2 separate regions of the Homo sapiens genome follow, and region 2 is linked to region 1. The links are chromatin loops, found by intact Hi-C in ENCODE. Cell type or tissue: right lobe of liver. All regions are shown on one strand. Links, peaks and the distances in the headings refer to the core of each region. The heading gives the core; the rest is flanking DNA.

Region 1 (15,087 bases), core at 3,521-11,520:
GCCACCCAGAGGCACCTGACGGTGGGCGAGGAGTGGTCCCAGGACCTGCACAGCAGCGGCCGCACGGACCTCAAGTACTCCTACCGCTTCGTGTGTGACGAACACTACTACGGAGAGGGCTGCTCCGTTTTCTGCCGTCCCCGGGACGATGCCTTCGGCCACTTCACCTGTGGGGAGCGTGGGGAGAAAGTGTGCAACCCTGGCTGGAAAGGGCCCTACTGCACAGAGCGTGAGTCTCTGGGAAGGCACCGCTGGCTCACTCGTCCACGAACACGGACCGCGCGCAGGGACGGGGCTTCCTGAGCCACGGGGGGCTTGGGACTGTAGAGATGTTCTGGTGGGGAAACTGAGGCCCAGAGGACAGAAGTGGATTGCTATAAGTCACAGCTCGTCAGTGGGGGGGTTGGGGTCAACGCAGACATTTTAACATCCCAGGCTGTGTTTATCCACTATCGGAACTGCCTTTCTTAATCAGGGAGGATTTTAGAGACAGGGCCAGGGGTCAGGAAGTAAAGCCAGTGCTACCCCCAGGGTGTGTGTATTAGAGAGGGAGAGGAGGAAGGAAGGGAGGAACACAGAGAGAGCTTGTGTGTCAGGGGCACCATTTCAACCCGAGTTCCCAGTGCTGGAACAGCATCACACTGGGAAACGTTCCATTTTCTCTCTGGAGCTGGTGTGCTTGACCTCTCTGGAGCAAACGCCTTTCCGGATACTCCCTGTGACACGCACTGTCTATGCTGGCCAGAGAGCAGGCTTTCACTCCTGTGGGCTGCTGAGGCCAGGTCTCCAAGGCCTGTGTGGGCGAGGGGTGCACAGCCCCGTCTGGCTTGAATGCTCAGGCAGCACCTTGTCTGGAGAAGCAATGTCTTCCCAATAGTGACAGAGGCTCTACCTGCCTCTTATTAGGTATTGATGTGTCAATGTCATGGCAGGCAGGTGACTAGGGCAGGGTTGGGGCCGTGCTGGCTCCTGGTTCTGGCTCATGGGGACCTCAGGAGCCCTCTCTCCAGCTGACTGAGGCCTCGCCTGCACGCCTGGCCGTCCCAGCCCATTGGTACCGGATTTCTCTACAGCTGGGGATTGGGTAGGTCCTGGAGCTGCCCAGAAACTCCAGGGAACTGTCATTCTCCTTCCTTGGAACTGGACAACCTTGGAGAGGGGCTCTGGGAGGCCCAGAACCTCTGGCAGGAGCTGGGTAGTGCCTGGGGTTGAGGGTGGGTCTTCCCATTCACTGAGTGCCTTGATGTCCTTGCTCCTTAGCTTCCCAAATTCCCTCCGGAACTTACTGAGCTCCTTCTAAGCTTTGCCTTGGCCTGAACTGGTTCTGGGGAAAAACAAAAAAACAAAAAACAACTTGTGGAGCTGCTTGTTAATGAGTTTCATAACCAGGCAGCAAGAGCCAGCTCCAAGCCTCAAGCCCACTGTCTACTCCCTGCCCTGCGGGAGCCTCTGGCCAGTCTGCTGCCTCCCACCCTTCCTCCCTGCCTCTCTTCACCACAGGGTAGCCAGAAACTTAAACTTTTTTCTTCAAACACTGAAGTCTCTCCCCGCCCCCAGCTCGCGCGTGCCATAGATTAGATCTCTCCGGGGATAGGCGCAGGGACACCCGCCGGCTCCCATTGGCGGAAGGGGTGCGTGTGCGTGTGTGTGTGTGTGTGTGTGTGTACACGCGAGGGGTGTGTGTGAGGAGGTGGGGCCGGGGGCGCGGGGGAGGCCGGCATTGTTGCGCTGGGGCAGCTGCCGTGGAGGACAGACAATGGAGCAGCTGTCCTGCCCTGGCACCCTGCATACCAGCTGTCCACTCTTATCTGCACACACACTTTCTGGGATATTAAGAGGTGGAGCTTTGTGCACAGAATTGGGAAGTGGGGGAGGAGGAGGGGGAAGACTTCTGACCCTCTCTTAGAAGAAAAGGGGATAGGGTGGGGGTGGGGGCTTCCGAGAGCCCTTTTGTCCTTGAGCCCCTGTGTTAAGAAGAATGCTCATCCCCAGGGCTGAGTCAAGTCCCAGGCTACTAGGCAGGGGGGTCAGTCCTCCACAACCTGGGAAGATTAACTCAGCTGGGATTTGCTGACTGAAGCCGGCGAGTTGTGTCCTGGCCCCAAGGGCGGCAGCCCTGTTGGGACGTACTTGGCGTGGGGCTTGACCCTGTTTTTCCTTTGCTTGTAGCGATCTGCCTGCCTGGATGTGATGAGCAGCATGGATTTTGTGACAAACCAGGGGAATGCAAGTAAGTCTGCACAAGGTGGTGTTTTGTTTTGTTGCCTTTTCTTGTTATCTTTTCACAGCTGGTGTATTTGTAAAAACAGCCCTAGGTGATCATTCGAAAAACTCCAGTAAGATTGATTGAACAGGGGGCCGTTTTCTCATGTTTCTACTTAATCAATGTTTGGCAGCATGTAAGGTCATGGAGTTGTCATTCGTCTAAGCCCCTTAACGGCTATGAGAATTTACAGATAGTAGTTTAAAAAGAGTTGGCACAGGAAATGATAGTATAGTTCAATGGTTCTCAAATGTTGCCTCATCCTAGAATCACTCAGGGAGTGATTTTTGAGATGCTGACACTGGTGCTGCCCTAACACCCAAGAAGCCAGAACCTCTGGTGGGGCCCAGGCCCAGGCTGCAGCTCCCAAGGTGACCCAGTGTTCTGCTAATCTGGAGAACCAGAGGCTCACTGGTGCTGCGGGAAGATGGTTTCTAGGGTGAGAATGTCCACTGCAAAGCCAGCAACAGTCAACGTCCATCTGAGTCTTCTGCTTTTCTCCAAGGTGCAGAGTGGGCTGGCAGGGCCGGTACTGTGACGAGTGTATCCGCTATCCAGGCTGTCTCCATGGCACCTGCCAGCAGCCCTGGCAGTGCAACTGCCAGGAAGGCTGGGGGGGCCTTTTCTGCAACCAGGGTAAGCCTTCTCTCCCTGAGGCAGCCTGCTCCCTCCAGAGCAGCCCTGGACTTCCCTGGCTGTTTGATCACTGGAAAAATAAAGTCTTCCTGCATTTGATGTCGAGCTTCCTATCTCCTACTTTTCCTGTCCCCACCCTTCACAGACCTGAACTACTGCACACACCATAAGCCCTGCAAGAATGGAGCCACCTGCACCAACACGGGCCAGGGGAGCTACACTTGCTCTTGCCGGCCTGGGTACACAGGTGCCACCTGCGAGCTGGGGATTGACGAGTGTGACCCCAGCCCTTGTAAGAACGGAGGGAGCTGCACGGTGAGTCGGAGGCTCCATGGCATCTCACCCGGAAGCTGGGGTGCCCTGGTGTTGAATGGAGTGTGTGGGCTCCTTGGAGCAACTTTGGAAAGCCTTTTCTGACCTCTCCATCGTGTAGGATCTCGAGAACAGCTACTCCTGTACCTGCCCACCCGGCTTCTACGGCAAAATCTGTGAATTGAGTGCCATGACCTGTGCGGACGGCCCTTGCTTTAACGGGGGTCGGTGCTCAGACAGCCCCGATGGAGGGTACAGCTGCCGCTGCCCCGTGGGCTACTCCGGCTTCAACTGTGAGAAGAAAATTGACTACTGCAGCTCTTCACCCTGTTCTAATGGTAAGGGGGCAGCTGGTGATTGCTCAGAGACTCGGGCGAGCGGTCAATACTGAGGTGGCATTAAAAACAAGCATTTGTGAGTGACCTCGAGTTTATGAATCACTTTTATCCAGACCGCCAGGAATTCTCGATGGAAACTCTATCTTTGAGTCTGGAAAGGCCTGGGGAATGAGAGAGGCCAGGGCATTTGTTATGAAGTTCTCTGTGGAAACCTAGACCAAGCAGTGAATGACTTGCTCAGGGCCACAAGGTGCTTCGGGCACCTGCGGCCGCCTGAGGTTCAGTAAGTGATGCCCACAGGTGCCGGCCACTCCAGCTTGGGAGGATGGCCCAGCTGTGTGGCCACCCAGCACAGTAGTTGGGGGTGTCCCTGAGTGAGGACAGAGAGCCTCCTGCTAGCAGCGAGGGGCTGGCTGCCCAAAGGAGACACACAGCAAGGAGAGCTGGGCCCCAGATGTGCCGGAGCATTCCGGAATGGTCATCCTTCCCCTCCCTCCCTCCCCTGTTGTCAGTGCCTGCTCCTCTCACTTGCTGTGTAACTGTGGGCAAGGACACCCTCGTTAAGCCTCAGTTTCCCCATCTGAAACCTGGGTCGAGTGGCACATGCTCTTGCCCGGCTGTTGTGGCGACTAATGCAGCCACCAGAGTGTTCTGCACAGCGCCTGTCCAGATGCTGGCCGTGTGGTTTCTGACTTGTAGAGCTAGACCTGGACACCTCTCGTATTTGAGGTCCTAAACCATGTCACCTTGCGCTGTGGACTCATTCAGGCCACAGACTGTCTTTGGTTTGTCTGGTTTCTACAGTGTCAGACAGATAGATGCTTCAGAGTGACTTTTTGGTGAACAAACCTACGAGGAGACACGTGATGTTCATGTCCCTGTGTTCCAGGTGCCAAGTGTGTGGACCTCGGTGATGCCTACCTGTGCCGCTGCCAGGCCGGCTTCTCGGGGAGGCACTGTGACGACAACGTGGACGACTGCGCCTCCTCCCCGTGCGCCAACGGGGGCACCTGCCGGGATGGCGTGAACGACTTCTCCTGCACCTGCCCGCCTGGCTACACGGGCAGGAACTGCAGTGCCCCCGTCAGCAGGTGCGAGCACGCACCCTGCCACAATGGGGCCACCTGCCACGAGAGGGGCCACCGCTATGTGTGCGAGTGTGCCCGAGGCTACGGGGGTCCCAACTGCCAGTTCCTGCTCCCCGAGCTGCCCCCGGGCCCAGCGGTGGTGGACCTCACTGAGAAGCTAGAGGGCCAGGGCGGGCCATTCCCCTGGGTGGCCGTGTGCGCCGGGGTCATCCTTGTCCTCATGCTGCTGCTGGGCTGTGCCGCTGTGGTGGTCTGCGTCCGGCTGAGGCTGCAGAAGCACCGGCCCCCAGCCGACCCCTGCCGGGGGGAGACGGAGACCATGAACAACCTGGCCAACTGCCAGCGTGAGAAGGACATCTCAGTCAGCATCATCGGGGCCACGCAGATCAAGAACACCAACAAGAAGGCGGACTTCCACGGGGACCACAGCGCCGACAAGAATGGCTTCAAGGCCCGCTACCCAGCGGTGGACTATAACCTCGTGCAGGACCTCAAGGGTGACGACACCGCCGTCAGGGACGCGCACAGCAAGCGTGACACCAAGTGCCAGCCCCAGGGCTCCTCAGGGGAGGAGAAGGGGACCCCGACCACACTCAGGGGGTGCGTGCTGCGGGCCGGGCATCAGGAGGGGGTACCTGGGGGGTGTCTTCCTGGAACCACTGCTCCGTTTCTCTTCCCAAATGTTCTCATGCATTCATTGTGGATTTTCTCTATTTTCCTTTTAGTGGAGAAGCATCTGAAAGAAAAAGGCCGGACTCGGGCTGTTCAACTTCAAAAGACACCAAGTACCAGTCGGTGTACGTCATATCCGAGGAGAAGGATGAGTGCGTCATAGCAACTGAGGTCAGTGCAGGCAGCAGCCGCTCCCTCCTCCTCGGCATGGGAGCACCTGAAGCTGGAGCACGGGAATCGGTCTCAGGCTAACTTCCCATTTGTCTTGTGGCCCCCCAGGTGTAAAATGGAAGTGAGATGGCAAGACTCCCGTTTCTCTTAAAATAAGTAAAATTCCAAGGATATATGCCCCAACGAATGCTGCTGAAGAGGAGGGAGGCCTCGTGGACTGCTGCTGAGAAACCGAGTTCAGACCGAGCAGGTTCTCCTCCTGAGGTCCTCGACGCCTGCCGACAGCCTGTCGCGGCCCGGCCGCCTGCGGCACTGCCTTCCGTGACGTCGCCGTTGCACTATGGACAGTTGCTCTTAAGAGAATATATATTTAAATGGGTGAACTGAATTACGCATAAGAAGCATGCACTGCCTGAGTGTATATTTTGGATTCTTATGAGCCAGTCTTTTCTTGAATTAGAAACACAAACACTGCCTTTATTGTCCTTTTTGATACGAAGATGTGCTTTTTCTAGATGGAAAAGATGTGTGTTATTTTTTGGATTTGTAAAAATATTTTTCATGATATCTGTAAAGCTTGAGTATTTTGTGATGTTCGTTTTTTATAATTTAAATTTTGGTAAATATGTACAAAGGCACTTCGGGTCTATGTGACTATATTTTTTTGTATATAAATGTATTTATGGAATATTGTGCAAATGTTATTTGAGTTTTTTACTGTTTTGTTAATGAAGAAATTCCTTTTTAAAATATTTTTCCAAAATAAATTTTATGAATGACAACCAGAAGGCGTAGTTACTTGGCTTTGCCTTAGAGCGGAGGTGTGCTCACTCACCTGCGGCCCGCGAGGCTGAGGGCAGAGGTGGCCTTGGTGTTTCTCTTTTCAAGGCTTTGGTTTCCCTGGATCCATGAGAAGCAGCCCGTTCCTCTCCTCCCTCAGGAAGCTGCTTGCTGGCCATCATGAGGTGACTTGGTAAGAGCAGGCACGCGCATGAAGCAGCCGCGATTTTCTAATTCCATCCCCCCATGCATTTATTAGTTCTTTCCGCAGAAAGAATGAGCGTTCCTCATTCATTCATTCATTCATTCATTCATTCATTCATTCATGTCAGTGTAGACTTGTGAGTTATTTTGTACCCAGTGGGTCACAGCTGTCATGATTTTGTCGCCGTTTGACGCCAACATGGCCCCAGACGGGGCGTGGGAGTCACGGAAGCTGCTCCTCCGCTTCCCGTCGGTGGGCAGCCCCGTCTCTAAGCGCGTCCCGCCTGCTGGCTCAGCAGGACCGCACGGGCTCCCTGTGGGCTGACCCCTCATTTGCCGCTTTGCCCCCCGCTAAGCCCGGGTTCCTTATGGTAGTGATTGCATTTTTAACTTGCGCGTACCTCAAAGCGCTGAGCGGTTCCCAGGATGGAAAGAGGGCGACCGATGTAGCAGGAGCTGCGCGGAGGCACTGGCGCTCACTCCCCTCAGACCCGACTCCGCTTGCATTTCCTCCTTGCATTAAGGGCACGTTAAATGCCAGGCCAGCAACACCAGCAAAGAGGAGAAGTGTTTTGCTAAGAACATTGAGCTTGAATCCGATGACAGCTCTCAGTCTCATTACCAGTTACGGAAACACGGGACTGAAAACTCCTTCCTCGACGCCCCACGCATCTGCGCAGCCGAATCCAGGGAACTCTGTAGCCAAATAAATTGCAAGGAAAAAACAAGAAAATGGTGAGGGGGAACCCATAGATACAAAGAGACACGGACATATCAATCCATCGCAGCGTCTGGATCTGGTTCCTGTTTCAAACAGTTTAAAAATTTTATGAACCCACTGGAGACATGTAAGCGCTGACTGGGATATCCACATGATTTTAAAGTGCACCTGCTAAATAGTTTAGATGTGATGTGTTATTACTGTTCAGTTTAAAAAGAGACCTTATCTTTTAGAGAAAATTCTGAAATATTTATGGATGAAACAATACGAGGCCTGGGACTGATTCGGAGCCCCCCGCCGCGGGCACGGTGGCACGGGGAGTCCCACGAGCACTGCTGGGGGTCGCTGCAGCTGGGAGTGGCCCATGGGGGCGCTCACTTCCGTGTTCTTTCCTCTTTCGTACACGTTTGAAACTTCCCATAAGCAAAAGCATTAAGCCGGACCATACAGTGAATACACGCACACGCAAACACGACAGTTTCCGGGTGTGTATGGACCGCCGTGTCTGTGACGTGACCCACAGCAGAATGCATCTGAGGGAGGCTTGCTGTGGTTGCATACGCACATCGCAGATGAGAAATCTTACAAGGCCAAAAGCAAGCCAATTAAACTGGGTGGAGAGCGGGAGTCCGGTCAAGGACGCTGGTAGCAGAGTCTCAGGCTCGCTGGTGGCGCGCCTAGGTGATTGCCCACTCTGCTGAGTCCTTGAAAGGGAAACGGCAGCGTCTGCAGCAGTGCTGGGAGCACCTCCTCCCGTCTGCAGGGGACGGTGCCTTTCAGGGCACGGTTCTGCGCATGTGCTCAGCTGGCGCCAGCGAACGGCTTCCGGCTGCTCTTAGCGTGGAGTTCAAAATCCTTGACTTGGCCTCTCAGGTCATGCACCATCCGGCTCCCGCCTGTCTTGGAGCCTCGTTTCGTTATTCTCCCACGGGTCTGTTACCGCTCGGCTCCAGCCAGCGCCCTGGCAGCCTGGTTCTCCATCCGCCCCCACTCTGCGACTTTGAGTGGGATCTTCCATCTGTCTGGTGACTTCCAGTGTGACCTTCTTCCGCCACGAAAATGACCCGCCTGGGTTACCTGCCGCACGTGATGGTGCTCTTGCAGTTTGCCCTGTGGCATGATTAATTCGTGTAGCTGTTTGTTTAGTGGGCGTGTGTCCCAGGAGACTGCAACCTCAAAGAGGGCGGGCTGTGTTGGCCCTGGTTCACCACTGCAACCCAATCCCCACTTGAGGCTGAAGCAAGAAAACGTTCTCTATCCATGTGAGCTATAATTTGAGAACACACAGACACACACTCAGGACATTTCATCATGAAAGAAGCTTCATTCTCGTGTTCACTCTTACCAATGTCACTAGGAGTTTCGAACCATAACATGAAGCCAAACACAGGGATTATCTGAGCGGATGAACATAGTATTCTGTTTTTATTCTAATAACTGGCTGCCTAGATACAGCCCTGTATATGGTAAGAGTGCGTCTACTTGGTATCCAGCAAACAAAGTGTTATGCATTAGTAATTCCTCAGTCCATGCATTTTACAGAAAAGGCAGAGGGAAGGTAAATCGTTTCCTGAGGAACAGCTGAATGTCTAGAAACGTCAAGATGAAGAGTAGAATTTTGCATGCAAGGACACGCGCCATGAGCACCAGGCCTCACACGCAGGAGGCACACAGTACGTCTGTGTTGAATGTAGTATCTTCCACTACAAGGATAAGGAAACAAAAAGTACTTAGAAACTTTACACATTTGTCATTTGGAAACAATTCAGAGATAAGTTTTTAAGATGATATGTATTAGTGCAGAGTACTAGAATTTTTCCGGAACAACTTTCATTACATTTATTTGCTCAAACAAGTGACTATTTCCATTTTGGAGAAGCCCAACTGAGCTAAATCACTTTGCCACTGAGGAGGGCTGGGGAGGTGGCAGGGGTGCCATCAAGGTGTCGTCTGGCTAACACACATTCTTTCTATTTTTCTTGTTTCTTATGGAAACATTCATGGCTCCACGCCTGGCATTTGCTGAATCCATCTTCTAGAGATTACGATTTTAATAGAATCCGGAGTGAGGTACCTGAGGAAGGCAGAATGAAGCAGCATTTTAAAATGTATTGCAACATGAGCATCAGAACCTTTTGTTTTTTTTAAAGCACAGAAAAGAAAAATGACAAGACTCATGTCATTAATTACGTTCTCAAAGAAAATAAGGTCAGTGTAAGAGGAAATCATCTAAAATTGCAGGACAGGGCATTCTCGTTGGATCGAGGCATGAAGAAAACTTCAAGGCTGTCAGTGGTTTATCGAGGAAGTGGTAGAATCTTCCTCGGATACGATTTTTAGAAGACAAGCCAACCTTCCATGGCAAGAGGTGCAGACGTGTGCCTCAGCTGCCAAGGGCCTCCCAGGCTGTTTCCTGTGCACCAACTTCCTCTGCTTCCTCGGTGTCTAAACCCATGGTCAAAGCACCATTCACGAAAAGCATGTTACTGTTTTAAGTTAATTTGAACTTTAAAATTATTGAACCATAAGGAAAAATATCTCTGCTTTGTGGTCCTGGATATTTTACAAGAACCTTGATTCCTTTAGTGAATCTTAATTCACAGCTCAGTGCTGGGATATTCAACAAATAAAATCACTTTTCAGAGACAGGATCAGAATCTGCTACTTCCTGCTCCTCAGCCTGCCTTGCCAAACCCCCAAGTGGCACCCTGGTGTAGACATTATGGACCTCAACAGCAGTACTTTAGCCTGATGCCTAGAACCTCTTACACTTTTATGGAAGTGGCCTAAGAGTGTTTGTGACGGGATTCGTGGTGTCTCCAACTTTCTCTCTTGCGCTGTCCCACCCTGACCTGTGGGGGGAGAGAGGAAGGAAGGAAGAAGGGGGGAAGGGCGTCTGGTGTCAGACGCTTACAATAGGAATTGCTCACCTGCAGAAGGGCAAGTATTGTTTCTTCTAGAATTAGTATGAATTGGATTTTGTGAATTTCAGCTCTTTCTTAGAAGCTTAGAAAAAAATTTGGTATAAACATTTGAAATAAAAAAATGCAATAAGCAACAGAGTTAGATCTTGTCTCTACAAAAAAATTTTAAAAGAATTAGCTGAGTGTGCTGGTGGCACCTGTGGTCCCAACTACTCAGGAGGCTGAGGCAGGAGGACGGCTTGAGCCCAGGAGGCCGAGGCTTCAGTGAGCTGTGATTGCGCCACTGCACTCCAGCCTGGGGGACAGAGCAAGACTTCATCTTAAAAAAAAAAAAAAAAGCAATATTAAAAAGGTGTATTGAAAAGGGAAAAACACTCTAAATTTGAGAGTTTTAGTTAAAATGAAAAAGCAACAGTTAGGACCATTTCTGATCCTCAAAGTCAATACTTTTGAAACAGGAGAGGGAAGGGAGGTGGGGGAGCCCTGGAGCTGCTCCCAACGAGTGGGGCAGGGGCCTCAGACGCAGGCTCTAGAGCCCAGGCTGGACCTGGCAGAGGACAGTTCAGTGTCTCTGTAGTCAAACAGGTGTCAGAAATATCATGAAACCCCCAGTTTATTCGTCATGATTACACTCTAGCCCTGACTGGGTTTTTTGCTCATTTTTTGCTCAGTAGCTTAAAGTTAATGTTGAAAATGTCAAAGAGGCCTGCAGATACCCCTAGAGAGACAGCAGTTTGTTAAAGGGGATAAAGGGGAAGTGTTTATGTTTATAGCACAGAAAGTCAAGCTGTTAGAGAAACTGGACAATGGTGTAAATGTGAAATGTCACATTTGCCACCACAAATGGTGGCAGGAAGGTGAGGAAGAGAAAGAAATAAAAATACTTGAGATGAGGCCCGAAATGGAAAATGGAATTAATCATCCCATTGCTCTAAATGCTCTAAGTGCGCTAAAAGCATTTCTTTTTTTCTTTTTTTGAGACGGAGTCTCGCTCTGTCGCCCAGGCTGGAGTGCAGGGGCGCGATCTCGACTCACTGCAAGCTCCGCGTCCCGGGTTCACGCCATTCTCCTGCCTCAGCCTCCCGAGCAGCTGGGACCACAGGCGCCCGCCACCACACCCCGCTAATTTTTTGTATTTTTAGTAGAGACTGGGTTTCACCGTGTTAGCCAGGATGGTCTCGGCCTCCCAAAGTGCTGCGATTGCAGGCGTGAAACACCGCGCCCGGCCAAGCCCTTCTCATCTTAACGTCCTCTTTCAGCAGAAGGAACTTATCCTGGTCCTAACTGTTGAGGTCACTGCTGACTCTGCCCCCGGCTCCAACGGTACAAAGTCACCTCCAATTTAAAGATGCTACAGAGGACCCCGTCCGCACGTGAGCTCCCCGGAGTGATGGAGGGGAAAGGGCTGCCTTCCCATTGCCGTGCGTGGAGAGCAGCAGAGACTGTGTTTGGACTCCTGCCACGGAAAAGGCTGCGTTGGCCGTGTCTCCAGGGAGGACAAACTAATTTTAACAAACTGACCCAAACAGGACTCGGAAGGTCAGTATGTTGCAATCTCCGGTCCTCCTGCCTGCTTCGTGGTTCGTTCCAAAAGCTAAGTATGCTGTTTCAATTTGATCTGCTATTTCGGGTGATCTAGTCCCTGTTAGTTCTTGACAGTCCAGGAGGCGCCTGGTGGGTGGAGAATCTTCCCCTTTCTCCTCCACAAACCTGACCCTTGTGGAGAAGGCAGCCTGGAATCCCCTGGGTTCTGAATGTCTCCGCCTTTTCTCCAGCGCAAGCGCTGGGCCTGAGCACAGTCTCCGCACAGAGGCCTGCGGTGTCGCGGGGGTGGTGAGCCCTGGCTCGTCCCTGAGGCTGAAATCTGGCTTTTGGGCTGGGGGTTCTGCCTCTCACTGCCTTTGGCCACAGCTCTCTCCTCCACCCTGAAAGGCCCTCGGAGTGGAGTTGGGAATACAGTAGTGACAACGCGGGCTCCAGGGAAAACGTGCTTGTGATGTGGTGCCCACGAGCTTGTTTTCCAGACTTGGCTCTACTGAGCAGCCCTGGAAGTTGAATCTTCACGTTGTCCAATGAGACATAAAGACTGGAAAGAGTCTTTCCATCTCTGACATACCCAGCACCGAGCTTCCCTCTTTTTTTTTCGAGACAGGGTCTTACTCCTTTTGCTCAGGCTGGGGTGCAGTGGCACAATCTCAGCTCACTGCAGCCTTGAACTCCTAGACTCAAGGGATCCTCCCACCTCAACCTCCTGAGTAGCTGAAACCACAGGAATGTGCCACCACCATGCCCAGCTAATTTTTGTATTTTTTGGAGAGATGGGGTTTTGCCATGTTGCCCAGGCTAGTCTCAAACTCCTGGGCTCAAGTGAGCCTCCCATCTTGACCACCCAAAGACTGAGCTTATAGTTGAGAGCCACTGTGCTGGCCCAGGCTTCCCTCATTTATAAGGTGGGGCCAGGTGTCTTATGGCAGACTGGATAAATATCCATGTCATTTACTGTGTGTGTGTCTGTGTGTGTGTATGGTGGGGGTAGTAAGTTTGAAGGTAGGGGCTGTACTGTTTCTCCCTTTTCATCTTTTTTTCCTTTCTACTCCCTCTTGAAGAACATGAGAATTTGGGTAACAAAATGCCTCTTCATTACAGGGATACTTTGATGTTAAAACCCTAGGGTGAAATGAAATGGACTTAACAAATGCCTGCCTGCCTATCTTTTTTGTGGGGTCTAACTTGTACCTGCTTATTCTTTGGAAACCTCTATTTCTTTTAGGTGCATCCCACGGACTCATTTAAATGTTCCCTGAGTGCTTCGTCTGTGCCGCACGTTGCTCTGCGTGGTGGAGATAAATGAGGAGTAGAAGCTGCGCCTGGCCTGAAGGCACCCCAGGTCACTCTTGGGGAAACACAGTGCCCATCGCTGATGCTCACCAAGGTTCCGGTCCTGCGGACAAGCCCCTGCCATGCACCTGATCGTGGATCTGGCCTCTGTGACCGGCTCTGGAAGTTCCCATGAATGGACTCTTCCTCGGCATGCTTCCGGGTGGCATCCGTTCTTTCCCCGCGTATTGCTTAGGGGTTCTATGAGAATTTCTCTGAGGGAGCCCTGGGGTGAGGAGGCCGCAGGGACCCAGCTTTCAAGCGGCAAAGGCCAGCGGCTTCTCCGCACAGCCTGTCCCTGCGTCCTCAGGCTGACGCAGTTTCTGTAAAGGGTCACCCTGACGGATGCTAACAGCGGCTTCTCCGCACAGCCTGTCCCTGCGTCCTCAGGCTGACGCAGTTTCTGTAAAGGGTCACCCTGGCAGATGCTAACAGCGGCTTCTCCCGCGCAGCCTTTCCCTGCGTCCTCAGGCTGACGCAGGTTCTGCAAAGGGTCACCCTGACGGATGCTAACACTTTTTATTGGCTTCCTCTCCTCCCTGCCTTCCCTTCCTGTGCCCACATCTGTCTCTGGGGCTGGCAGGACGTCAGGCTGCTCCTCCGTCTGGTTAAAGCTGGGCCCAGTTGCTGGATGTGGGGCTCTGCTGGGAAGCTTGGAGACAGGGTGGGGACCGCAGGGAGGCAGCTCCCTTCTGGTTTGCCAGAGGGACCAGGAAGCAGCACCCACAACCCCTGCCTACCCCATGGCTTATTTGTCTGATTAACTCGTCATCATCTGCTGAAACCTAGAACGGGGTCTTAGGGTGATTGATTGCTTAGGAACAGGCAGGGGAGGGGGCTCAGGGCACCAAGGGGCTGCAGGACTTGAGTCAGGGTCAGGCTGTGGGATGGGTAGAATAAGCGGAATTATACAATCCTGGACCACTGGTAATACCAAGGACCTGTGTGTACCTGCTCCCCACCCCACACACCTTCCTTGGTGTTGTGGTAGAAATAGAAGCAGAACTACGAAGTTTCTTCCTTCAGTACAAGCCACAGCGGTTCTGGATACAATTTCTAACCCACCCCTCCTTGCACGGCACTGCCTTTCCTTCCTGCCTGATCCCTGGGCCCAAAACCCTCGTGACTTTTTTAAGTCATATATACACCGGTTCAGAAAGACGTCTGGCTGAAAGAAGAGAGTTATGCCCTGATTCATTTTCACCTTAATTCAATTTAAATCAAAGCAATCGTGAGCTGCTGTTCTCCATGGCGACGGCTCATCGTAGCTGTGGAACTCCACACACCTCACCTGGGGCAGCTGGTGCTCAGAAGGCAGATGGGAGGTCAGGTGCCCCTCGGAAGCCACAGCTGGCCACCCCTCGGAATGCTTGCTCCTAATTCTGCATCCTCTGCTTATTTAAGAGAACAATGTTACAAACCCATGCTGAGACATCCACCTTTTCCCCCGTGGATCTTAGGGTGTGGGGCCACTCCAGGGCTTACTGCTGCGGTGGCAAACCCTGGAAGACAGTGGGATCTCACTGAGACAGGCCCTCTGCGCCCCCACCTTGGCTCCGGAAGATGCCTTTGTACTTGTGCTTGCCTCCCACTTGCACGAGGTTCTGAGCCCTTCTCTCCATCAAACCAAAGTGGTAGCATGCAGCTGGGCTGTTGGCAGCAGTGCTCAGTGATGGGAGAGCTTAGGGAACATTCGCTGAAAGAGAGAGATGAATGAAGATTCTTGAACGTGGAAGGCTGTGATTTTGTCAGACAAGAACACCATGTGGGAAATTAGGGCCCAGAAGACTTGTTCCCAGTTGGACCAGGCTTATTCGACAGTCACCCAGGACCTGGTCGCCTCTTCTTGTGGGTTGAGAAGATCTTGCCTCTCAAAGGGAGTAAAACTGAAGCACCCTCCTCACTGGAATACCAGGTGAGAAAGGCCAGTGAGACAGATGCCAGGGCCCTGGCAAGGCGGGTGCGAGGCCCCCCCCCCAGTTCAGGAGGAGCCAAAGGAAGCGCGTTGGGCTGGGGCCTGGTGTCCGTCGCCCATCGGGGGCTTGCACAGCGCTGCGGCTCGGCGGCGGGAACCTCGGTGCCGTTCACTCCTTGCGGTGGG
Region 2 (15,087 bases), core at 4,326-12,325, 56 kb after region 1:
CTCCAAAAGGTGGCTGGATGCAAGAGCTGACTCACAGATCTGAAATGTCAGATGTATAAGTTTGGGTCAAAACTCTGAAGATGTGAGTCAGCTGTTTGGATGATAACACGGTTATTTTATAGGACAGACATTATGCCTAAACATTAGTGAAAACAGCGGGGCCTGCATGGGGCCTTCCAGCGTGGGGAGCCGCTGGTCCCACCAGCCCCTGCCCTCATCCCCCCCACCCAGGGTGGGGGTCTCTCGGGACACCGTGGGAGCTGAGACCTTGTCCTCGGACCCTCGGGCCACAGTGCAGCTCTCTGGGTGGAGGAGGCGGCAACTGACCAGGCCTTCGTTTCTCAGATTTTTTTCTGTGACAGGGACTTAATAACACCTCTTGGTGTGGCTTTCACACAAGGGTCGCAGAGCTCTCCCATTAATTAATTAGCTTGTTACCCCTTCTGAATTATTTCTGGCAGGCAGGCAGCACACAGCCTCTCACGCGCCCTGACACCGACCCCAGACTTGCTCTGGCCGTGGCGCTGTCAGTGGCGCAGGCTCTCCCCGGGCTTGGCTCACCCTTCTGTTCAGATGGGACAACCAGGCAGTCCTCCATGGGGCTGCTGTGGACTTGGTCAAGTGGGAACGTAGTTTCAGCGTTAGGAACAGCCTAAAAAGTGACCAGGTCCAACTCCCTAAGTCCGTAGACAAGGATGCTGTTTTCCAGGAACTCCCTAAGTCTGTAGACAGGGATGCTGTTTTCCAGGGCAGTCCAGCAAATTGCTGAGCTTTGTCTGGCCATTTGGTCAGGGCTGAGCTAACGCCAGTGGTGTCAGCAGCCTTCCCTGGGCCAAATCTCAGCACTCCCGACCCCACGGCATGTTCAGGCATGTCAGCGTTTGGAGCTTAAGAGCCAGAGGAATGTGATTCAAAGGAGAGAGAAATCACCAGAAAGTGACTCTTGCTGTCACTGTTCAGGAGCAAACCCTTTCTTCAGACGCACAGAACTGCATCTCACAGAGTCAAATCCTGCAAGTTACAGAGCTGGCCTGGGAGGCCACACGAGGGAGGAACAGCTGTGGCTCTTCTGGTCCATCACCCTTACCTGGAAAGGCGACCTGGGGCCCCGCACTATCTGGGGTGGGGAGGAAAAAGGGGCACGTGGAGAGAGGAGCGACGGCAAAGCCCGGCTTCGTGTAGGGCTCTGGGAGCACTGGCTTTGCAGGGCTCACACATCGTACCCAGGAGGAGAGAAGCCCAGGAGAAGCAGCCACCACAGGGGATCGAGCGGTGCTGATTGTTGTTATTTTTTAATTCCCAAGGGTCTGTCACTCACCAGAGGTGCCAACCAGCAGCCTGTTGGCCAAGTGGGAATGGACTTCTGTGCTTGTGTCCTGAACACAGTGTAGGAGACACAAAACAGCAGTTTAGCGGCTGGACGTTAGGCCTCAATAACGAGGAGAGAACTAAGATGCAATGAATAAAGATGAGTGGTGAGAGGCCCCCAGCGGCCCAGCCTCCCATCACCTGTGTCCTCTGCATCGAGCTGTGGGAGGGACTTGGCAGCAGCATTTGTGTCCTTCTGCTCTCTCTATGGCTTCCCCTTAGAAGCAAGCTCTGTCTTCAAACACGCAGGGGGCATTTCACATTGGATCCTGGGAGCCACGGCCAGGCCAGGCCTCCCCCGTGCCCGCTTCTGTGGGTGGTGTCTCTGGGTGAGTGAGTGGGATGAAGGTCTGCAGGCTCATTCTGGGTTCCAACGGGACTAAGTGATCCCAGGGAAATAGAACCTGGCGTGGCTGGAGGAACTGCCACTTTGATAAAGAAGAGACACGTCTATAATCTCATGGGACCCACATGCAACACCAGCTGCTCCCCCAGAGTCCTGCAAACACTCCAGTATTCCAGACTCCACCCTCCTTCCCTAGCCGGGCAGTGTGCTTGGACAACTGGGCAACCATGTGTCTCCCTCAAAATACTTGTCGTGTAACTCAGAGTTCATGGCCTTCATCACGAAAATGCAATGCACTTCACTCCAACCTGAATACAGTTTATTCTAGACACACAAAATGACGTGATTTCTCAGCCAGATTTGCAGGCTGACAGGGCTGCAAGGCCCCCACGCAGGTCCTGGGCTCCTCGTAGGCTGGCACACACTCCCACTGAGGGTGCCAAGTGTGCCATCTACAAATAGCTCTGAAGAAGCCGGGATTTAGTCAGTTGCCTTTTCACCCATGTGTTTCGTCTGGGTGCAAAGCCACCCGCCTGGGTCCCTCCAGCCCCTCAAGACCCACTCAGCCCACTTGGCACGTGCAGGGCCCTGTCTGGCATCAAGATATGAATCTCGGCATCGGAGCTGCCTCGTTTTCCAGGATCGGGCCAAAGCACACTCGGCGCCCACACTCGCACGCTGGCTGGCACAAAGCTGGGGGGTGCAGCGGAGCCTCGAGGGGTTGTTCTTGCGGCCATCAGGGACCACCAGCTGTAGAGCTTGAGCTACCACCTCCAGTGCCCTGGAATGCTGGCTTCCAATCAGGTGTCACTTGCCCTGCTGTCATTTGATTCCCTGCGGCTGCAAGACTTACTCGTTGTGGTGTGACTGACTTTCCACAGCCGTCTGATTGAGTCCCCGAGGCCGTGTGACTGACTCCCTATGGCTGTGTGACTGACTCTCCACGGCCGTGTGGCTCTCCGTGGCGGTGTGACTCCCTATGGCTGTGTGACTGATGCTCTGCAGCTGTGTGACTGATGCTCCGTGGCTGTGTGACTCTCCCCGGCCTTGTAACTCACTCCTCGTGGCACTGTGAGTGGCCGTGGCTCCTTTTGCTCCTGGGTGTCCCTGAGTCCCTGGGCTGATGGGGCAAAACTGCCCTGCTGGGCGGGACACCTCTCTTTCCACTATGTGGCCCCAGGGAGGGTTTTACACATCCTCCTCCTGGCTGCAGTGACCCACACCAGGGCAGGCGGAGCACAGCCAGGTTCCTGAGACCAGAGCTGCCGGCCCTCAGGGTCTGGAAGCTTCCAGAACAAACACAGCAGCAGCAACTAGGCCCATATTTTTAAGGTCTCTGTCCTATCAGGGCATTTGGCTCCTGAACAGAATTTGCTGGGAAGTGAGCAAGATAACCGGAACCCTCTTCCGTGTCCCTAGGGAAAACTCCTTCACATTCTCTCAGCGTGTTTATTTCTCCGAAGCAGAAGACCTATGTGGCGTTGCAATTCAGGCTGAGAAGCATCGAGTGCGGCGAGTGTGGGGTGGCGGTGACAATACGCCGAGCCCTGGTGCCCCGATGTCTCAGTGACAGATCCCACACTCAGGAGGCCACGGGACACGGCTGCTGGCTTCACTGCCTTTCCTGGTTCCCACTCGGCTAGAAGCAGAAATCTCCAAGAGCTATAAGGTTCCATTCTTGTGGTATTTTCAGCCTCTTCCCTGGCTATGGTAAAATTTCCAGGTTTGGGCCAAGGTCTGGGAGCCCAAAGCCATGAGTGCTGGGGAGGGCTGGACAGCTGCGTGGGATTCCACGTCCTGCCTGTCACTTCTCTGTTATCCAGCAGGGCAGGGGAGGCCTGGTTCAGAGGGAGTTAGAATAAATGTTAGGTAAGATGAACGATTTCCAAAGGATTGCGACTCACCTGACAATCCACTCACTTGCCTCCTTTCTGGGTGAGTGATCAGATACCGGCACTGCCGCGTGGCCTCCTCCATGGTTTCCCTGCCGGCCGTCTGCAGCCCGGGTGTGCCAAGGGCAAGGATAGCTGAGGGAGCAGAACATTCACCCTCGGATGGCCCTGAGCACTTCCAGGCACTTTGTGCGAGGTCTGCAGACCATGCTGGCTGGAGCGGACCCCTCGCTGTGTGGAGAAGCCGCCTCACCTCCCCGAGCCCCTGGACCAGAGAGTGTTACCAACCCCTATTCCTTCCCTGAAAAAGTGTGGCGGTGAATGTTTGTCATGGACTCTGCAACGCTCCTGGGTGCATGCATTTTCTGAATGTTTTGTTACATGTTTTTCAGGACAGTTGAGGGCTGAGGGCACATTAGCACTGACTTGCTGTGCACGGGGGTGGATGACCAGGCCTCCTGCTCTGGGGGCTCATTGGAGGGAGCTGAGGGTCTGGGGGACACCTTCAGCGTCCGCATCAGTGGCTTCCTCTGTGAGTGGCTGAGAGTGAGGTGGGAGGCTCAGCTGCAGGAGGTGTGTTATCCACCGGGACCTGATCAGCTTGAGCTCTTGGGGTTTACCCACTTACGAGAAGCAAATTTTCCCTCAACAGCTTCATTCTTACTAGCTCTGAAGTGTGTGGCAGCTTTTATCATGGAAGTCAGCGTGCTAGAAATTAACAAGAAAACGTGCCAAGAAGTGTGGTTGGTGACGAGGGGGTGAGAGCCTGGCGCGTGGGTGAGGAGAGGGTGAGAGCCTGGTGCACAGCCAGTGCGGGAGCCCCCTGCATCTGTCCCCTTGCTCCAATGACAGCTCCCGTGGGGAACAAAGCTCGAAGCCTCTCTCCTCGGCAACACAGGGCAGAATTTGTCCCTTGTTTGGTTTTTGTGGCCACTGCCCTGGGCCTCCCTACCCTCTGCTTCGCACGAGGTCCTGGTCTTCCGCCCTTAGCTGGCCTCTGCTCCTCCTCCTGCAACTCCTGCTCCCTGGGACTCTGAGGTCCATGTCGCCCTTGGCTCCTCACTCTCCTGCTGTCCTTGACACCTGGTGTCTTAGTCTTCACACACACGCAAGAACACACATGCACAGGTGTACATCTTCCCACAGTGCAAGTCGTTCTCTCTGTCCAAGATGGAGAAGACATGAGAATGAACTTTAGCCAGGCTCTCCCCAGGATCTCTGTCGTGGGCTCCAAAGCCCCTGGAATGAGACGGAGAAAGAGCCGCTGGCGCTGGCAGCAGCTCGGCCCTAATGACCAGATGGCCACACTCACCGCCACGCACGCCAGGCATTGCTGTGGCCTGCCCTGGAAACTGCCTGGGCTGGCGTCTCCTTGCCCCTCCAAGACAGCGTGCCAGCCAGCACCCCCTGGGGAACAAAGCAAAGGGGAAACCCAGGGCCCTGGGCCGGGCACAGGCAGGCTGCCTCCTGCGTGCTCAGGGCTGAGTCACCGGCACTAGCCCAGCCTGGGGGCCGCTGACCACTGCTCTCTGCAAGTTTTGATGTGATGTTCAACTCAATCCCAGTAAGTGCTGAGAACCAGGCAGCTGTTGGTGCCTCAGTCTCACAGGGGGCAGGGACCAAAGCCCCTGCAGCTCCTGAGGGAGAAGAGCTGAGGCCACGCAGCAAGGATCAGGGCGAAGCCACCAGGCAGGATGCACCCCAGCTTGGTAATGTGTGGCCGTTCTGATGCCTTCGCTGCTGGTTACAGGAACTCGAGATGGAAAACCTGCTGGAGTGTCCCAGCAGTCCCCCGGCAAATGCAGACTACGTCACGTGTAAATAAAAGCCATGCATTCTGAGGACGAGGGAGGGGCCCCAGAGCTCCTTAGAATCCCATTCTGGTTCTGACTCCTTTGATGGCTCTTCTCAGGCCTTCATCAGGATTGAGATCACATCCCTCAGCTCTTCCCACCATTTTTCTTTAGCCTTCACTAAAAATTGCACTTTAATTTTTTTTTTTTTTTGAGGTGGAGTCTTGCTCTGTTGCCCAGGCTGGACTACAGTGGCTCGATCTCAGCTCACTTGGTCTCCCGGGTACAGGCGATTCTCCTGCCTCAGCCTCCCAAGTAGCTGGAACTACAGGTGCGCACCACCACACCTGGCTAATTTTGTATTTTTAGTACAGACGGGGTTTTGCCATGTGGGCCAGGCTGATCTCAAACTCCCGACCTCAGGTGATCTGCCCACCTTGGCCTCTCAAAGTGCTGGGAATACAGGCATGAGCCACCGTGCCCAACCTTAAATTTCTAAAGAAAGCTTTGTGTTGTCAAAATCTGTTTGCTATAAGACAAATGGAAGGGGGCGTGATTTTAGGAGGTCGGCACAGGACCCCACCAACCACCCTGGTCTGCCTGGCACAGAGGCCTCGCTCCAGGACACAGGACTTCCGGGGCTACACCAAGGGGAAGTCCTGGGCATATCCAGAGCAGGGGGCCCCAGGTCAGGCCCACACACAGGCAGGAGAGAGCAGTGGGCACAGGCCCTGCAGATTCCGCAGTCGAGGACACCAGTCCCTACACTGCTGACCACGTGGGGAAAGTACTCCTTATAAGGCAAAAGAAAAAAAGCCTTGGGTGTTGTTGAAAAACACAAACCACCGTTCACAGTGTGAGGTGGAAACCAGCGGAACATGGAGCACCTGTCTTCCTGGTGGGCGTCTTGGGGGATAAAGTGTCTTGGTGCCCCTCGTGGGACTCAGTGAACCTTCTCTTAGGAATTACCAAACACGGCTGAAATCTACTTGTATTTTTATCCGAACTGACTAACAGCGGCCAAATATGTTTAATGTAGTGACGAGAGCAGTGAGAACTGCAGGTGGCATCTTGGAAGGGCTCCTCTTCCAGCCTCCTTTGCTTGGCATGTCAACAAAGAACACGCGGTCGCCTGCATCTGCAAACAGCACATTCTTGCCAGGTCATGATAATATTGCAAAAGTTGTTGGGGTGCCAAGACGGGGAGGGCATGACGGTTAGATTCCATCAGGCAAGTGTGAGCTCGCTGGAGATTTAGAAAGAAGGCTTATGAAAGATATTCAAATCTGATTGTTCAGATCACGATTCCTCCTGCAGTACCGGGCATTCACTGATGTGAGCGGGCCTCTCACTTGACAATACTCGGAAGGCAGGGGTGAAGGCTACAAGCGGACGAGGCCAGCATCTAGCATCCAGCGTCCAGTGAACTTACTGGGGCAGGGCTGTGGGGATGGTGAGACTGGAGGTGGAGCTGCACAGACAGCAGGGCTGACCTCAGAGCACGTGATGCGTCGTGCTTTTCCCGTGTGAGGTGACAGCGCTGGCCCTGAGGACGGTCGCTTTCAGCTCTAAGCATTAAGAATCCGGCATTTCTAATGCTAACAGCACTAACCGGTTCACATGGATATTATGCTGCGCTGTGGAGGTGGTGGCCATGAGCTGGGTTTTCCGGCAAACAATGGCTGGTTGGGAGAAACATGATCTAGGTGTCCCTAAGGGAGCCGTTCTCTATCTGGAAGAACGTGATAAAAGACTAAATTTAAGAAGTAAACTATGTTTACGAAGTCCATTCAGTTCAGGAGTCCAAAAAACTGCATGTAAGACCTGTTTGACCTCAGCAATGTCCTTAGCGGGTTGGGTGAAGGCAGAGGAAGCCCGCTAGGCTGTGGTTGTGCAACACAGTGGCACATGTGTGTCAGCCCTGCCCGTCCCACAGCACAGTGGGGCCAGGCACCTCTTCTCCTCCTCCAGGCTCTGGTACCTTGGCAAGAGTGCTGGGCTGGGCTGGGCAGCTCCAAACCAGGTAAATGCTGGTGTGTGCCTGGAAGTGGGAGTGACTCGTGCTTCCCGGAATGGCTCGAGGTAAAGTCTTCTTTTCGGCTGCTGGTTTCTTGTGAACGTATTGATCTTGGAGGCTGTCCCTTTGCGTGGCTGATTCCGAACGTGTTGATTTTGGAGGCTGTCCCTTTGTGTGGCTGATGGCTTCCTGTCTTCTTGTGCCCTTCCCAGCAGGTAGCATTCCTGTGGGGTGCAGTGCTCCCCAAGCCCACTTGGCAGTGCAGAGTCAGCTCTGGTGCACCTGGAGAGGAGAGTGCCAGGCACAGGGAGAACCAACCCCAGGGATGGCCGTGTCCTGCCTGAGCACCTGGGAGCTGGCCTGCCTAGTATGCGATGCATTCATTTTCCCTTATTTGATGTTCAGAATAGGGTGTCACCTGGCCTCCTGGGTTTACAATTAATAGTCTGTAGCCCAGGGACTTCCCTCTCCTGAGTCACAGCCTGCCATGCGTCTGCCCGGTGAGCAGATGGGACTTGTGCTGAGCCCTGCGGGCTCACGGGCTCAGGCTGTGACAGGCAGATGAGAAAGTGAATTCCAGAGTTATGCACATGCTGCCTCGCACACTGCAGGAATTCGGGGCTGCAGGCAGGGACCAGGAATGCAGGGCAGAGGGAAGCGGGGACAGTGTGGAAGGAGAGGCAGGCATGGACGTGTGTCGGCCCTGTCCCCAGCGGGGCCCAGGAGGCAGGGGTGGTCAGTGGGGCCACAGAGTCTCCAGGGACCTGAGCTGACAGGTAGCGACCTGCCTGCCTGTGTGCGGCAGCAGTGGGGCTGTCTTCTTTAGAGTATGGGCCAGGGGCCAGCCCAGACATTACTGTCAGCACAGACGCTCTTTTAAGGGGAAGGGGCAACTCTAGAGGAGAGGCCCAGACCACAGGCTGCGGCTGATAAGGAAGGCTGCTGGCCTCCCTGCTGGCTGCCTGGTGCTGTCGTTGCCGGCCCAGGAAGTGTCCTGGAAGCGACACACAGGCCTGGCCCCTAGAGCTGCTGCTGCAGGGCCTGCCCTCCATAAGAAAGATTAAAAATGACATTTTACAACCGCATCGGAAAAACATGAATACATTTGTATACAATCAAACATTTTCTTCTACCTCCCAGTTTGTTTTCTTCCTTCTTATTTTAAAAGGGATGAAAACATTTCTGTGGGGCCCTGACAGTCCTGTGGACTCAGGCCCTGCCCTGGGCACCTGGTGGAGAGGCCGTTTCATCCCATCCCATCCTGGGCATGTTGGGAGCAGTGACAGAGCTCTGCACCTGCTCTACACCTTGTCTGTGATCCTGCAGAGACTGTTGGCTTCCTGCGTGGCTCAGGGACTCTGTCTGTGGAAGGGGGCTCACCCTGAGCTCCCTCTGGGCCTTGCCTTGTGGGGCTGACATTGGAATTACTCACGCTCACGGCTGCGGAGTCCTGTGCCGCGTGGAGGGCTGAGAGCAGCTGAGCCCTCACCTGGGCAGCCGGGTGTGCAGGGTCTCGTGGTGGGAACAGTGTGCGGATCTGGGGGCCCCCGGCTGGAGGTGCTCCTCAGAGTCACTGTCAGGTGAGATGCTGGGAAGGAGGCAGATGAGGCCAAGAACTCGAGACGGATGGAGGTCAGGGCTCTGGGGCATCCTCCTGCCTCCCTCGGCTGGTCCACTTCCTGCTGTCCTGGGCCGCCTTTCTACCTTAGTTCTCGCCTTCTCTTTGAGGTTCCTCTCCCCTCTCCTCTTTCTCCTTCCATTTGTCTTTAAAACAAATTATTTCTTCTTTGTTATAATAATCGCACCATCTTACCAGGCCTGAAATGAGAGTTGAGGCAATTCTCGAAGCAAGTACCCTCAAGGTGGGTCTCATCTCTGTTTCGGGAAAATAATCACAAGTTTTTTACTTTTAACCCTAGGTGGCTTTCTGGCTGTTGGCCCTACCCACAGGAAGCCCCACCCAATTGCTGGGTGAACTTGAGGTTGCCAAAGCTGGACCCAGACTGGATCAGAAGGGTTGGCCAGCAGAGGCCTGGCAGGACCCTGGCCCAAGGGAGAGCAGGCCAGAGGGAGGTGGATGCTGCTCCTGCAGCTCCATGGGCATGGGGACCAGGGGTCGTGGTGGCGATGGTGGGAGGAACCCTGCTTGGCACTGCCTGCGGGTGGAAGGAAGGCTGGGGACAGGTGGCCGTGCTTCTTCCGCACCAAGGGCTGGTAAATATTTGTAGGCAAACAGCCCTGGCACTACGCGCAAGCCTGAGCGAGGCTTCATTAAACACAGTTTCTGCTTCAGATCGTTAATTTGTTTTAATTAGGTGTCCACCGGTCCAAAGGGATTGCACAACAGGCTTTAAGTGGGTGGAATGCAGGATGTGGCTGCAGCCGCAGATGGGCTCGGCGGGGAAGGGGCGCGGCAGACAGAGGGGAGGTGCGGGCGCGGAGGGCGGGCTTCTCAGGGAGGAGACCCTGCCCAGGTCTGCGTCCTCTGCTGCTGACAATGGCACCGACCGCCTTGTGGGGGATGCTTGGCAGGGTTCTCACCAACTGGGCTTCCTGGCCGTCAGCTGTGCGTTTTCGGCCCCCAGCCTGTCATTAATCGTGAACAATATTCTCAGTCACGATCTTTATTGCTTAATGAGCCTCGGTATGCTGTGGGCCCCATCAATTCTGAGTTCCATTATATGACTTCTGTTGTTGTTCACTATGGAAAAGGAGGGTGGGGTCAGGAAAAGAGATTAAACTCGTTTTCCTTCCCCACAAAATGGCAACAGGAAGGTGGGCTCAGCATAGCATGGTTCTAATCTGCAGAGACGTGACCCAGGGAGGCCGAAGAGGGCTCAGGAGCACATTGGTTCAGAGGCGGCCCAGGGAGTTTGTGTCATTTTGGACTTTAAATTACTTGTGTGCATACAAATTCCAGGTAGTACTGTTTTTAATATCCTACATTTTCCTCTATTTTTTCTTGTGGTAAAATACACATAACATACAATTTACCATCTTAACCATTTTTTAACTGAACTTTCATAAACCACATACTCTTTTAGATCTCCATGTCGCTTCTCTTCCAAAAGGCTCAAAAACACAAAACCTGTCTCTTTACATGAGATAATGGGAGCTGTGCATTCGAACTGCGAGGTCTGCTTCCACCACGGAGCCACCCTGCTGATGGCCCCATCCCTGGATGCACAGTAAACGCCTCTGGGGAGCTTTTAAAACTCGCTGACAGCCAGGACAAAATGCACAGGGTCCTTGGGAACAGGATCCCAGTGTGGGATTTCAACAGCGTCCCCAGGTGGTTCTGACTGAGTGAGAACTGTCAAACTCGAGCAGCAGCTCTTAGATTTCAGGTGCATCAGAGTCAGGGTGGAGACCCCAGGAGAACACGGGTTTCCAGAGCCAGCCTCAGCGTTTCCGACTCGTGGGTAAGGGCTGAGTCTGAGAATCTGGAACGCTGGGAGCTGCAGATGCTGCTGAGGCCGTGGTTCTGGAGACCCGGTTTGAGAGCCACGGGGTTGGATGGCGTCTCGGGCCTTCCACACAAACATGTGCACGTCACACGCTCAGGTGCTGCGCTTCTGGGGAAGAGCATTTTCCAGTTCGTTTTGCGGAGATCGATGCCTGGTGTGCCAGACAGCCACTCGCCTGCCGCGGGTTCCCGAGCGTGCTAACACAGTCCACTGGACTTTCTTTTTGTTCCCAGGCTAAAAGTCCAAATGCAACAACTTTCTCACAAAATTATACTTCTCTGAAAACCTAAGGAAAATGTGGACGAATGGGCAGCGAGGTTATTGTGCACGGATTAGGCAGCTGTGGCTCACGCTACTGGTTTCTGGGGCACACCACTGTGGCTTCTTAACCATCCCCGTCTGAGAACGCACTTCCCAGTGCTCACTGGGGTGGAACTTCCCCTTCATGTTTGAATAAAACGTTCTAACTGAAACTTCTCTTTCCTCTGGGATCCTCTCCGTCTACGGTCCCATTTCTATCCTCACTTTCTTAGTCGGAGTTCTGGAAAGGTGACCAGACGGCAGCAGCCCCTTGCTGGAAAGGCGCTTTCCTGCGCGGCTCCAGCCCCTCCGACAACCCCACCCCCCACCGCCACTTCTGGCCATCAAAGCCTTGGGCTTCTGCATCTAAGATTGGCAATTACTTTTCTAAAGCCAAATCTATAGTTGGATCTTTAAAACCACTTCACTCGGCCGGGCATGGCGGCCCACGCCTGTAATCCCAGCACTTTGGGAAGCCGAGGCAGGCGGATCACGAGATTAGGAGTTTGAGACCAGCCTGGCCAACATGGCGAAACCCCGTCTCTACTAAAGATACAAAAAATTAGCTGGACGTGGTGGCACCCGCCTGTAATCCCACCTACTCGGAAGGCGGAGGCAGGAGAAACGCTTGAACCCAGGAGGCGGAGGTTGCAGTGAGCCGAGATCGCACCATTGCACACCAGCCTGGGCAACAGGGCGAGACTCCATCTCAAAACAAAACAAAAAACACTGTCTGCTGATGACTCCAATTATAAAACAAAAACAGGTGAATATGGAGTCTTCGGTGCTCCCCGCCTTCCGGATCTCTCAGTACTGACTCCCCGTCTGGAGTCCAGTGCTCCCCGCCTTCCGGATCTCTCAGTACTGACTCCCCGTGTGGAGTCTTCAGTGCTCCCCGCCTTCCGGGTCTCTCAGTACTGACTCCCGTGTGGAGTCTTCAGTGCTCCCCGCCTTCCGGATCTCTCAGTACTGACTCCCGTGTGGAGTCCAGTGCTCCCCGCCTTCCGGATCTCTCAGTACTGACTCCCGTGTGGAGTCTTCAGTGCTCCCCGCCTTCCGGGTCTCTCAGTACTGACTCCCGGTGTGGAGTCTTCAGTGCTCCCCGCCTTCCGGGTCTCTCAGTACTGACTCCCCGTATGGAGTCTTCAGTGCTCCCCGCCTTCCGGATCTCTCAGTACTGACTCCCGTGTGGAGTCTTCAGTGCTCCCCGCCTTCCGGATCTCTCAGTACTGACTCCCGTGTGGAGTCTTCAGTGCTCCCCGCCTTCCGGGTCTCTCAGTACTGACTCCCGGTGTGGAGTCTTCAGTGCTCCCGGCCTTCCGGATCTCTCAGTACTGACTCCCGGTGTGGAGTCTTCAGTGCTCCCCGCCTTCCGGGTCTCTCAGTACTGACTCCCGGTGTGGAGTCTTCAGTGCTCCCCGCCTTCCGGATCTCTCAGTACTGACTCCCGGTGTGGAGTCTTCAGTGCTCCCTGCCTTCCGGATCTCTCAGTACTGACTCCCGTGTGGAGTCTTCAGTGCTCCCCGCCTTCCGGGTCTCTCAGTACTGACTCCCGGTGTGGAGTCTTCAGTGCTCCCCGCCTTCCGGGTCTCTCAGTACTGACTCCCGGTGTGGAGTCTTCAGTGCTCCCCGCCTTCCGGGTCTCTCAGTACTGACTCCCGGTGTGGAGTCTTCAGTGCTCCCCGCCTTCCGGGTCTCTCAGTACTGACTCCCGGTGTGGAGTCTTCAGTGCTCCCTGCCTTCCGGATCTCTCAGTACTGACTCCCGTGTGGAGTCTTCAGTGCTCCCCGCCTTCCGGGTCTCTCAGTACTGACTCCCGGTGTGGAGTCTTCAGTGCTCCCCGCCTTCCGGGTCTCTCAGTACTGACTCCCCGTATGGAGTCTTCAGTGCTCCCCGCCTTCCGGATCTCTCAGTACTGACTCCCGTGTGGAGTCTTCAGTGCTCCCCGCCTTCCGGATCTCTCAGTACTGACTCCCGTGTGGAGTCTTCAGTGCTCCCCGCCTTCCGGGTCTCTCAGTACTGACTCCCGGTGTGGAGTCTTCAGTGCTCCCCGCCTTCCGGGTCTCTCAGTACTGACTCCCGTGTGGAGTCTTCAGTGCTCCCCGCCTTCCGGGTCTCTCAGTACTGACTCCCGGTGTGGAGTCTTCAGTGCTCCCCGCCTTCCGGATCTCTCAGTACTGACTCCCGTGTGGAGTCTTCAGTGCTCCCCGCCTTCCGGATCTCTCAGTACTGACTCCCGGTGTGGAGTCTTCAGTGCTCCCCGCCTTCCGGATCTCTCAGTACTGACTCCCGTGTGGAGTCTTTAGTGCTCCCCGCCTTCCGGATCTCTCAGTACTGACTCCCGTGTGGAGTCTTTAGTGCTCCCCGCCTTCCGGGTCTCTCAGTACTGACTCCCGTGTGGAGTCTTCAGTGCTCCCCGCCTTCCGGGTCTCTCAGTACTGACTCCCGTGTGGAGTCTTCAGTGCTCCCCGCCTTCCGGGTCTCTCAGTACTGACTCCCGTGTGGAGTCTTCAGTGCTCCCCGCCTTCCGGATCTCTCAGTACTGACTCCCGGTGTGGAGTCTTCAGTGCTCCCCGCCTTCCGGATCTCTCAGTACTGACTCCCGTGTGGAGTCTTCAGTGCTCCCCGCCTTCCGGGTCTCTCAGTACTGACTCCCGGTGTGGAGTCCAGTGCTCCCCGCCTTCCGGGTCTCTCAGTACTGACTCCCGGTGTGGAGTCTTCAGTGCTCCCCGCCTTCCGGGTCTCTCAGTACTGACTCCCCGTATGGAGTCTTCAGTGCTCCCCGCCTTCCGGGTCTCTCGGTACTGACTCCCGTGTGGAGTCTTCAGTGCTCCCCGCCTTCCGGGTCTCTCGGTACTGACTCCCGTGTGGAGTCTTCAGTGCTCCCCGCCTTCCGGGTCTCTCGGTACTGACTCCCCGTCTGGAGTCTTCAGTGCTCCCCTCCTTCCGGATCTCTCAGTACTGACTCCCGTGTGGAGTCTTCAGTGCTCCCCGCCTTCCGGGTCTCTCGGTACTGACTCCCGTGTGGAGCCTTCAGTGCTCCCCGCCTTCCGGGTCTCTCAGTACTGACTCCCGGTGTGGAGTCCAGTGCTCCCCGCCTTCCGGGTCTCTCAGTACTGACTCCCGGTGTGGAGTCTTCAATGCTCCCCGCCTTCCGGGTCTCTCGGTACTGACTCCCCGTCTGGAGTCTTCAGTGCTTCCCGCCTTCCGGATCTCTCAGTACTGACTCACCGTCTGGAGTCCAGTGCTCCCCGCCTTCCGGGTCTCTCGGTACTGACTCCCGGTGTGGAGTCTTCAGTGCTCCCCGCCTTCCGGGTCTCTCAGTACTGACTCCCCGTCTGGAGTCCAGTGCTCCCCGCCTTCCGGGTCTCTCGGTACTGACTCCCGGTGTGGAGTCTTCAGTGCTCCCCGCCTTCCGGGTCTCTCAGTACTGACTCCCGGTGTGGAGTCTTCGGTGCTCCCCGCCTTCTGGGTCTCTCAGTACTGACTCCCCGTCTGGAGTCCAGTGCTCCCAGCCTTCCGGGTCTCTCAGTACTGACTCCCCGTCTGGAGTCCAGTGCTCCCAGCCTTCCGGGTCTCTCAGTACTGACTCCCCGTCTGGAGTCCAGTGCTCCCCGCCTTCCGGGTCTCTCAGTACTGACTCCCCGTCTGGAGTCTAGTGCTCCCCGCCTTCCGGATCTCTCAGTACTGACTCCCGTGTGGAGTCCAGTGCTCCCCGCCTTCCGGATCTCTCAGTACTGACTCCCGCTGTGGAGTCCAGTGCTCCCCGCCTTCCGGGTCTCTCGGTACTGACTCCCGGTGTGGAGTCTTCAGTGCTCCCCGCCTTCCGGGTCTCTCAGTACTGACTCCCGGTGTGGAGTCTTCGGTGCTCCCCGCCTTCTGGGTCTCTCAGTAGTGACTCCCG

Evidence for each region. Peaks named below come from ENCODE experiments on the same cell type or tissue, not always from the same donor. Only the 100,000 strongest peaks of a DNase experiment are listed, where the experiment ranks them.
Region 2: it touches region 1 in a loop (3-fold over the local background); 4 of 110 quality-filtered maps call a loop at or near these places.

The regions. Positions count from the first base shown.
Region 1 is chr6:170,273,381-170,288,467 of GRCh38, reverse strand. It overlaps DLL1 (delta like canonical Notch ligand 1), which reads left to right. Exons shown (of 11, transcript NM_005618.4): 4 at 1-229; 5 at 2,170-2,230; 6 at 2,769-2,899; 7 at 3,045-3,214; 8 at 3,333-3,549; 9 at 4,439-5,237; 10 at 5,363-5,480; 11 at 5,589-6,262. The coding sequence ends at 5,594. LINC01624 (long intergenic non-protein coding RNA 1624) reads right to left here. Exons shown (of 2, transcript NR_104177.1): 1 at 13,038-15,087; 2 at 8,999-9,259. It overlaps LOC285804 (a long non-coding RNA gene), which reads left to right and starts at 11,706. Exons shown (of 3, transcript NR_126021.1): 1 at 11,706-11,783; 2 at 12,880-13,137. RefSeq lists an enhancer at 5,125-6,324. In right lobe of liver, for the core only: no CTCF peak of the experiment used is centred there; DNase peaks (open chromatin) are centred at 8,127 and 8,267; H3K4me3 peaks cover 777 bases; H3K27ac peaks cover 1,975 bases.
Region 2 is chr6:170,217,771-170,232,857 of GRCh38, reverse strand. No RefSeq gene overlaps it. Among named protein-coding and RNA genes, the nearest start is that of LINC01624, 47 kb to the left of the region's middle. RefSeq lists enhancers at 1-742, 6,421-7,401, 9,364-10,345 and a silencer at 6,351-6,569. In right lobe of liver, for the core only: no CTCF peak of the experiment used is centred there; DNase peaks (open chromatin) are centred at 6,547 and 7,417; H3K27ac peaks cover 2,839 bases.